Linked DNA regions of Homo sapiens: region 2 is linked to region 1. A link is a loop called in an ENCODE intact Hi-C map of the cell type or tissue named here. Cell type or tissue: dorsolateral prefrontal cortex. All regions are shown on one strand. Links, peaks and the distances in the headings refer to the core of each region. The heading gives the core; the rest is flanking DNA. Region 1 has its middle 5.2 kb from the start of ZNF525. Region 2 holds the start of LOC107987270 (a long non-coding RNA gene).

What was found. Hi-C counts contacts between places; a loop is a spot of excess contacts. Peaks named below come from ENCODE experiments on the same cell type or tissue, not always from the same donor. Only the 100,000 strongest peaks of a DNase experiment are listed, where the experiment ranks them.
Region 2: it touches region 1 in a loop (2.5-fold over the local background); 1 of 110 quality-filtered maps calls a loop at or near these places.

What each region holds. Positions count from the first base shown.
Region 1 is chr19:53,357,813-53,363,196 of GRCh38, forward strand. No RefSeq gene overlaps it. Among named protein-coding and RNA genes, the nearest start is that of ZNF525, 5.2 kb to the right of the region's middle. In dorsolateral prefrontal cortex, for the core only: CTCF peaks have their summits at 2,839, 3,039 and 3,241; no DNase peak of the experiment used is centred there.
Region 2 is chr19:53,305,748-53,311,131 of GRCh38, forward strand. It overlaps LOC107987270 (a long non-coding RNA gene), which reads right to left and starts at 2,831. Exons shown (of 4, transcript XR_001753995.1): 1 at 2,750-2,831. In dorsolateral prefrontal cortex, for the core only: a CTCF peak has its summit at 2,904 (motif pointing right); a DNase peak (open chromatin) is centred at 2,902; H3K4me3 peaks cover 701 bases; H3K27me3 peaks cover 4,417 bases.

The DNA.
Region 1 (5,384 bases), core at 273-5,272:
TACCAAAATCAAAATGGCTAGGAGAGTGACCTGTGGTCGTCCTCACTGCTACACCCCCACCAGCTCCATGACAGTTTAAAAATGCCATGGCAACGTCAGAAAGCTACGCTATAAGGTCTGAAGAGGGGAAGCATGAATAATTCACCCCTTGTTTAGTAGATCATTAAGAACCTCACTCATCCCTGGCCTGCGTACTCTGTCCCGCATCCCAGGCGGTGGCCCTAGGGAAGTCTCCGGAGCTGAGCACAGGGTGGACTCTCCCTCCCGAGTGAATGAGGAATAGGGAGAGGATTTCTACTCTGTTCTGTGGGCCTTCAGCATAAAATTGCTCTTTCCACCCAGGCAGAGATTTGCATTTTACATTCTAGTTTGCATCCCCGTTTCAGGCAATTCCAGGGCTTTTGAATTATGCTTCAGCATCCCGGGCGGGTCTCGCCTCCAAAACCTGGAAAACACAGGCTGCAGAGCGAGGCGGAGCAAATTGTAGGCCCCGCCCTGCCCAGCCCAGCCCCGCCCCGCCCCGGGGATCCCTACCCCGCGGGCCACTTATCCACTTCCGTGCCACGCCCCTTGCCCTTCGCGCCCCGCCCTTCCTCGCCCGGGCCCCGCCCACCTTATCAGGGTTCCTCCCAGGCCTGGCTCCTGTCCTGCGCAGATTCGCACAGACACGGCAGCGGATCACCTCAGTGAAGGTCACACTGCAGCGCCTGAGTTTGGCTCTGTCTCTAGTTAAGTCGGCCCTTCGCAGGCCCCTGGCTCTGCTATACTTGGGACGTGGGGTCCCCAGAGACCTGGAAATTCCCACCCCCTTTTCTCCAAATAGAGCATATTGAGACTTCCCTGTGAGGGTCTGCAGGTCGCTTCCTTTTGGGGTTTTTTTTGCAGAGACAGAGTCTCACTCTGTCGCCCAGGCTAGAGTGCGGTGGCGCAATCTTGGCTCACCATGACCTCTGCAGCCCAGGTTCAAGCAATTCTCCTGCCTCAGCCTCCTGAGTAGCCAGGACTACAGGCACCTGCCACCGTGCCTGGATAATTTTTGTAGTTTTTGGTATAGACAGGGTTTCACCATCTTGGCCAGGCTGGTCTTGAACTCCTTGTCAGGCCTCTGAGCCCAAGCTAAGCCATCGTATCCCCTGTGACCTGCACGTGTACATCCAGATGGCCTGAAGCAACTGAAGATCCACAAAAAAGTGAAAATAACCGGTTCCTGCCTTAACTGATGACATTACCTTGTGACATTCCTTCTCCTGGACAATGAGTCTTAGAAGCTCCCCACTGAGTAAAAGGATATTAACCCCAGAGGCAACAAAAGAAATTAAATTAGTGGAAGAAAAAATTCAGTCAGCACAAATAAATAGATCCCTTAGTCTCACTCCAACTTTTGATTTTTGCTACTGCACATTCTCCAACAGGCATCATTGTTCAAAATACTGATCTTGTGGAGTGGTCATTCCTTCCTCACAGTACAATTAAGACTTTTACATTGTACGTGGATCAAATAGCTACATTAATTGGTCAGAAAAGGTTATGAATAGTAAAATTGTGTGGAAATGACCCAGACAAAATAGTTGTTCCTTTAAACAAGGAACAGGTTAGACAAGCCTTTATCAATTCTGGTGCATGGCAGATTGGTCTTACTAATTTTGTGGGAATTATTGATAATCATTACCCGAAAACAAAAATCTTCCAGTTTTTAAAATTGACTACTTGGATTCTACCTAAAATTACCAGACATAAACCTTTAGAAAATGCTCTGACAGTGTTTACTGATGGTTCCAGCAATAGAAAAGCAGCTTACACAGGGCCAAAAGAGCGAGTCATCAAAACTCAATATCAATTGGCTCAAAGAGCAGAGTTGGTTGCAGTCATTACAGTGTTACAAGACTTTGATCAACCTATTAATATTGTATCAGATTCTGCATATGTAGTGCAGGCTACAAAGGATGTTGAGACAGCTCTAATTAAATATAGCATAGATGATCAGTTAAACCAGCAGTTCAATTTATTACAACAAACTGTAAAAAAAAAAGAAATTTCCCATTTTATGTTACTCATATTCGAGGACACACTAATTTACCAGGGCCTTTAACTAAAGCAAATGAACAAGCTGACTTACTGGTACCATCTGCATTCATAAAAGCACAAGAACTTCATGCTTTCACTCATGTAAATGCAGCAGGATTAAAAAACAAATTTCATGTTGTAGGGTCCAGCCCCATAGGGTCGGTGGGTCTCTCCCCATGTGCAGAGATGAGAGAGTGTAGAAATAAAGACACAAGACAAAGAGATAAAAGAAAAGGCAGCTGGGCCCGGGGGACCACTACCACCAATGCACGGAGACCGGTAGTGGCCCCAAATGTCGGGCTGCGCTGTTATTTATTGGATACAAAGCAAAAGGGGCAGGGTAAAGCGTGTAAGTCATCTCCAGTGATAGGTAAGGTCACGTGGGTCACGTGTCCACTGGACAGGGGGCCCTTCCCTGCCTGGCAGCCGAGGCAGAGAGAGAGAGGAGACAAAGAGAAAGACAGCTTACACCATTATTTTTGCATATCAGAGACTTTTAGTACTTTCACTAATTTACTACTGCTTTCTAGAAGGCAGAGCCAGGTGTACAGGATGGAACATGAAGGCGGACTAGGAGCATGACCACCGAAGCACAGCATCACAGGGAGACGGTTAGGCCTCCGGATAACTGCGGGCGAGCCTGACTGATGTCAGGCCCTCCACAAGAGGTGGAGGAGCAGAGTCTTCTCTAAACTCCCCCGGGGAAAGGGAGACTCCCTTCCCCAGTCTGCTAAGTAGCGGGTGTTTTCCCTTGACACTTATGCTACCGCTAGACCACGGTCCGCCTGGCAACGGGCGTCTTCCCAGACGCTGGCGTCACCACTAGACCAAGGAGCCCTCTGGTGGCCCTGTCCGGGCATAACAGAAGGCTCGCACTCTTGTCTTCTGGTCACTTCTCACTGTGTCCCCTCAGCTCCTATCTCTGTATGGCCTGGCTTTTCCTAGGTTATGATTATAGAGCGAGGATTATTATAATATTGGAATAAAGAGTAATTGCTACAAACTAATGATTAATGATATTCATATATAATCATGTCTATGATCTAGATCTGGTATAACTATTCTTGTTTTATATTTTATTATACTGGAACAGCTCGTGTCCTTGCTCTCTTGCCTCAGCGCCTGGGTGGCTTGCCGCCCACAGATGTCACATGGAAACAGGCAAAAAATATTCTACAACATGGTACCCAGTGTCAAGTCCTACACCTGCCCACTCAAGAGGCAGGAGTTAATCCCAGAGGTCTGTGTCCTAATGCATTATGGCAAATGGATGTCACACATGTACCTTCATTTGGAAGATTATGATGTGTCCGTGTAACAGTTGATACTTATTCACATTTCATGTGGGCAACTTGCCAGACAGGAGAAAGTACTTCCCATGTGAAAAAACATTTATTGTCTTGTTTTGCTGTCATGGGAGTTCCAGAAAAAATCAAAACTGACAATGGACCAGGATATTGTAGTAAAGCTTTCCAAAAATTCTTAAATCAGTGGAAAATTACACACACAACAGGAATTCCCTATAATTCTCAAGGACAGGCCATAGTTAAAAAAAACTAATAGAACACTCAAAACTCAATTAGTTAAAGAGAAGGGGGAGACAGTAAGGAGTGTACCACTCCTCAGATGCAACTTAATCTAGCATTCTATACTTTAAATGTTTTAAACATGTATAGAAATCAGACTACTACCTCTGCAGAACATCTTACTGGTCAAAAGAACAGCCCACATGAAGGAAAACTGATTTGATAAAAAGACAACAACAATAAGACATGAGAAATAGGGAAGGTGGTAACTTGGGGGAGAGGTTTTGCTTGTGTTTCACCAGGAGAAAATCAGCTTCCTGTTTAGATACCCACTAGACATTTAAAGTTCTACAATGAACCCATCAGAGATGCAAAGAAAAGCACCTCCACGGAGATGGAAACACCACAATCAAACACCATCGATTCACAAGGTGAACAAAATGGTGATGTCAGAAGAACAGATGAAGTTGCCATCCACCAAGAAAGCAGAGCCGCCGACTTGGGCACAATTAAAGAAGCTGACACAGTTACCAAAAAAAAGCCTAGAGAACACAAAGGTGACACAAACTCCAGAGAACACGCTGCTTGCAGCTTTGATGATTGTATCAACGGTGGTAAGTCTCCCCTTGCCTGCAGGGGCAGCTGCAGCTAATTATACCTACTGGGCCTATGTGCCTTTCCCGCCCTTAATTCGGGCAGTCACATGGATGGATAATCCTATTGAAGTATATGTTAATAATAGTGCATGGGTACCTGGCCCCACAGATGATCGTTGCCCTGCCAAACCTGAGGAAGAAGGAATGATGATAAATATTTCCACTGGGTATCGTTATCCTCCTATTTGCCTAGGGAGAGCACCAGCATGTTTAATGCCTGCAATCCAAAATTGGTTGGTAGAAGTACCTACTGTCGGTACCACCAGTAGATTCACTTATCACACGGTAAGTGGAATGTCTCTCAGGCCACAGGTAAATTATTTACAGGACTTTTCTTATCAATGATCATTACAATTTAGGCCTAAACAAAAGCCTTGCCCCAAGGTAATTCCCAAAGAATCAAAAGGCACAGAAGTTTTAGTTTGGGAAGAATGTGTGGCCGATAGTGCGGAGATATTACAAAACAATGAATTCGGAACTATTATAGATTGGACATGTCGAGGTCAATTCTACCACAATTGCACAGGACAAACTCAGTCATGTCCCAGTGCACAAGTGAGTCCAGCTGTTAACAGTGACTTAACAGAAAGTTTAGACAAACATAAGCACAAAAAATTACAGTCTTTCTACCCTTTGGAATGGGGAGAAAAAGGAATCTCTACTCCAAGACTAAAAATAATAAGTCTTGTTTCTGGTCCTGAACATCCACAATTATGGATGCTTACTGTGGCCTCATATTGCATTAGAATTTGATCTGGAAATCAAGCTATATAAAGAAGAGATCGCAAGCCATTTTATACTATCGACCTAAATTCCAGTCTAACAGTTCCTTTGCAAAGTTGTATAAAGCCCCCTTATATGCTAGTTGTAGGAAATATAGTTATTAAACCAGACTCCCAAACTATAACCTGTGAAAACTGCAGATTGTTTACTTGCATTGATTCGACTTTTAATTGGCAGCACCATATTCTGCTAGTGAGAGCAAGAGAAGGCGTGTGGGTCCCTGTGTCCATGGACTGACCGTGGGAGGCCTCGCCATCCGTCCATATTTTGACTGAAGTATTCAAAGCCATTTTAAATAGATCCAAAATATTCTTTAATTGCAGTGATTATGGGACTAATTGCAGTCACAGCTACG
Region 2 (5,384 bases), core at 316-5,315, 52 kb before region 1:
AAGTGAAGAAATCTCTTATCTAATAGCTTCTTCGTCAAAGGCACCAGGTCTCCATAACTGATCATCCAGCACCCACACAATTCAGGGTGCTGGGTGATCATTCTTAGCAAATGTTGACCTTTATGTAATCATTAGGATTTCTGAAATATTTTTTGAATCTGGCTATGTCCTAAGAAATACTGTTAAATGGCTGGGCGCAGTGGCTCACGCCTGTAATCCCAGCCACTCCGGAGGCTGAGGCGTGAGAATCACTTGAACCGGGAAGGCAGAGGTTGCAGTGAGCCGAGATTGTGCCACTGCACTCCAGCCTGGGTGACAGAGCGAGACTCTGTCTCAAAAGGAAAAAAGAAATACTGTTAAACAATTAAGTATTCTTTACCTCAACATCTAAAACCGCACGCTAAAGAGTTTTCCCACTATTCTATTTCTCCCATTGGGATAAATGAACGCCCGAAATAGTAATGGACTAACCTGTTCTTCTTGCCTACCAGCAGCAACTCAGGTAAGTGGACCCAGGGCAAACTTCACTCCTTACGCTGGGGCTTCCACAGTGAAGGAAACAAAGCTCACTGAGGGGAAGGTCCCTTCTGCTGGCATTTATACTGCTCCAGAGCCCCGCAGCCACTCCCCCTGGCTAACCTAATCGCGATATGATCTAATTACCTCTCCCTCTCTTGATTTATTTGGTGATCCTGTTCCTAGCACTTTTGTTTTATCACAGATGTATACATCTAAAACAAATAATTTGCTGTATGCTCATCTCATAAAATTTTAAAGTTTAACATAGAAGCATATGGTTTGAACAACACAAACTACTTTCTGCATGTTTCAAATATTGAGGCATACATCAACAGCCTGGCTGCCTCATTCTGCGTTTTGCACCGAGGTGGGCAGCTCGGTCTCCCCATGGCAGGAAGCTCAGTGGCAATGTGTACTGGAGATTCTGGCCTTTGTGGGGCCAAAGATAAGTGGTCTAAGAACAGCCTGGTTCACTATGTGTCGGGGGAATAGATGAGGTTGTGCTGTATGGCCGTAGGGGATGGGTCACCCAAAGTCTCAGACGGGGAGAACTGTAACAAGCCAACAGCTCAGTTTCAGCGACAGCTCCTGGAAAGTCAGTGGCTCTTGCTTTTTATCCCTGACGGGAACAGGAAGGCAAGGAGGCCTCCAGGGTGTGGACAGGAGCTCAGCAACTGAGTGGGATTAAGAGATCCTGAGGTCTAGATAGCACCTGGTTATTGAGGGTGGAGTGTAGACTCACCTCTCTGCTAGATGAGGGGGCTGAGTCAGGACGTGGGAGTTGATATAGTTTGGATGTGTGTCCCCTAATCTCCTGTTGAACTGTCATCCCCAGTGTTAGACCTGGGGCCTGGTGGGAGATGATTGGATCGTGGCGGCGGTTTTCTCATGAATGGTTTAGCCTCCTCCCCTGTGGTTGTGTCCTTTCCAGAGTGAGTGAGTTCTCCTGAGATCTGGTCATTTAACGGTGTCCAGCAGCTGCCTCCTCACTCTCTTGTCCCTGCTTTTGCCATGTGAAATGTCTAATCCCTCTTTGCCTTCCACCATGAGTAAAAGCTTCCTGAGGCCTCTCAGAAGCAAAAGCTGCCATGCTTCCTGTGCAGCCTGCCGAACTGTGAGCCAGTTAATCCTCTTTTCTTTATAAATGACCCAGCCTCCGGTATTTCTTTATAGCAGTGCAAGAACAGGCTGATACAGGAGTGGTCCCAAGAATTCTCACAGCGATATCAGGATGTGGGGTCCCTCTATCCCATTCGGGTGGGTTTCTCACCCACATGAAGCAGAACTGCTGAAACTTGTTTCCTGACACATTTTTATTTGCATTAATAATTTACCTCCCCCACATTTATACTAAAAATCCACATACAATGATTCAGTTAGACGGGAGGAATAATTATTTGAGATACGGTATAGCATTGTGACTATGGTTAACAATAAGGTATATTATTAACATGCAAAATTAGAAAGAGAGTGAATTTCAATTGTCCTCACCAAAAAAGTATGTCAGGAATTGAGATATTAATTTGATTGACTTAAAATTTCCACAGCATATACATCTATCAAATTAGTGCAATACACCCCATAAATATATACAATTATTATTTATCAATTAAATTTGTTTTTTAAATTCACACACAAATGAAAATGGAAAAATGGCCAGTAGCTGATTTCTGCACCCAATTCTTTCACCCCCAATCATACACTACATACTGTGTGACCCTACGCAAAAATAAAATCTCATGTCTAGCACTATCAATTACGGGAAAAAGAGTATTTTTTTAAACAAAGATGTTTCCAATTACAGTGGATTGTTTTTTATTGCAAATATTTCATAGATTCAAAAAGGATTTTAAGGCGTCTCTTATTAAGTATATTTAATTTACTTTTAATTGACAAATAGTTCTTATGCATACTCACGGGTCCGTGGCGTCCTTAGGATAGGTTTAATGCGTGGTGATTAGGTTAGGGTGATTAACATGTCCATCATCTCAAGCCTGCGTCATGTCTCTGTGTTGGGGACTTTCCCTCTCCTCCCTCTAGCTACTGGAAACCCTGCGTTATTGGTAACGATAGCCATCCTGCAGTGCCATGGGGCACAACACGGTGGGTTCCTAGGCGCGCTCCCCAGCCTGGGCCCTCTGGAGGCGTCTCCCGGCAGTACTGAGCCACGTGGCGTGGACTGCACGGGGTCGGTGACTTCAAAAGCCCCACTTAGATCCTCTGCACTTACCCCCTGCAGAGCACCGACAGCCCTGCTCTGGAAGCGCGGGTCTGCTTAGATGTCCTAAGCAACTTCTTGCACCAGGCGCCGCCAATGAGGAGTTCGGTGGATTTCTAACCAAGTCCCATTTCACCGAGAGCGGAGTCCCGCGGGGACCAGGAGGTTCCTTCTCGCTCCGGGAGAGGGCGCTCCTGCCCGGCGTTTGTAGCGGCGGCTTCCTGGCTGCTTCCCAGCGTGGATTTGCACCCGGTCGATTTCCTGCGGGTGGGCGGTGCATGACCCTGGTTGGACGCCCTGTTTACCCCTCTTCTCCTTGGGCTGGAACTCCCAGAGCTGGAGGCAGTGCAGCCACGGCTGCGAACTCAACACCAGCACATTCTTAGAAATGGAAAACCCTTTCTTTACCTCTGATGTTCATACCTGAGAGTTTAAAAAATACTTACAAGTTTTATTCCAGGTGGCGGGCTCACTTGAAAAGCAAAGATAGATGTAGATAATCTTTTGTGATTTTATGCATTCATATGTGAAACGCATTTAGAATGATATCCAGTATGCAATAAATGTTAAAAATTTTTGTCTCTTTCACTCCAGTTTGAAACCGTCATTATTTTTTTTAATTTCTTGACTCCAAAGTCATGCATTGAATATTTCCTCAGCACTTCAGCTCCTGGGGCTGGAGAAGCACACTGGAAAATGAGTGAGTGTGCTTTCAGCGATATCCGCATTTCTAGAACAGCATTTATTTTTGCATATGCATGTAGGACACAGATACACAGGGCGGGTTTGGGGCGGGACCTCGTGCGGTGCAGGCGCTGTGGGAAGCGTTGCCCTAACGGCTGGTCTCCAGGGCTGCAGGTCTGGGCCTGTGTCTGGCACCCACGTGCGGGTGTGCGCGAGAAGCGCCGTTAAAGACAGAGCTCATCCTGTTAGCTGTCCCTCTCATCCCCGCCCCTGCAACCTGAGTTTCCCAGATTCCTTACGTCCCGCAATGTCCGAGTTGATGCGCTGAAAGAGCAAAGAGATCAAAAAAAGAAAGGTGGGAGAACCGCGCCACACATTGGTTGGGATATTTAGGTTTTACAGCCGTTGGCGAAGGCAATTTAGCAATTATCCAACCATAGAAGTAACGTGCATTCGGCCGGGCACGATGGCTCACGCCTGTAATCCCAGCAGTTCGGGAGGCCGGAGTGGGCGGATCACGAGGTCAGGAGTTCGAGGCCAGCCTGGCCAACATGGTGAAACCCCATGTCTACTAAAAACACAAAAATGACCGGCTGCGGTGGCTCTCGCCCGTAATCCCAACACTTTGGGAGGCCAAGGCAGGCGGATCAGGAGGTCAGGAATTCAAGACCAGCATGACCAACATGGTGAAACCCCGCCTCTACTAAAAAATACAAAAATTAGCCAGGCGTGGTGGTGCGCACCTGTAATCCCAGCTACTCAGGAGGCTGAGGCAGAAGAATCGCTTGAACCCAGGAGGCGGAAGTTGCAGTGAGCAGAGGTCGCCCCATTGTACTCCAGCCTGGGCGACAGAGCGAGACTCTGTCCCAAAAACAAAAACAAACAAAAAAACATACACACAAAAATTAGCTGGGCATGGTGGTGGGCGCCTGTAGTCCCTGCTACTCAGGAGGCTGAGGCTGATGAATCACTTGAACCCTAGAGGCGGAGGTTGCAGTGAGCCGAGATTGTGCCACTGCACTCCAGCCTGAGCGACAGAGCAAGACTCCGTCTAAAAAAAAAAAAAGAAAGAAAAGAAAGAAAGAAACAACATGCAATCACGGTGGAGCCGCAGTACACGTGTCAGAACCACCCAATAATCTGCATGTTCGCACATCAGTGTGTTCAGCCACCTACACTCCCGGCAGCGTTTCACAGCAGGAGACAGACAAGCACATGCGACTCTGTACAGGGGTAAACAGGAGCGATTCAGTAACATGCTTCATTCATACGCACCAGGAAATAGGATGCAGTGTTTCCGAGAAGGAGGTATAGAAACATCTTCCACACTCATCACTGACTGGGTGAAGCAACACGAACAATGACTCCAACATGAACACATTTATATGAATTTTGAAGGAAGACAAAATGCCTTAATCATGTATATGTGTATGTGTATATACAAATAGACCTATGTATATGTCCATCTATGCAAACATATACGTGTGTCTACGTAGAGATTTGTCTATATTTGTATCTGTGTCTATCTCTATAGATCTATGTCTCTGTATCTCTACATTTAGATATAGATATGAAGATATAGATCTATATCTGTCTATATATAAGATCTTTGTACATGTATCTATATAGAGAGATGTATTTATTTATACAGAGATATCAATATATAAAGGAGGATACACCTCAAACTGGTAACAATCGTTATGCCTGGGATCAGCCTTGTATCTTTGCTGGGGTATTTATAGCTCACTTTATTTAACTGTTTAAACATTTTATCATTAAATTGGATCCTGTACATATCCGTTTCCCATGACTCCACCATTACACAACGTCAGCGCCTTACAACAGCACCCATTTATTTTCTCCCCATAGGTCAGAAGCCCACAGTGCTTGGCTGTGTCCTCCACTCAGGGTCTCACAAGGACCGAATCCCGGGGTCAGCTGCCTGGGCTTTTCTCTCCAAGCT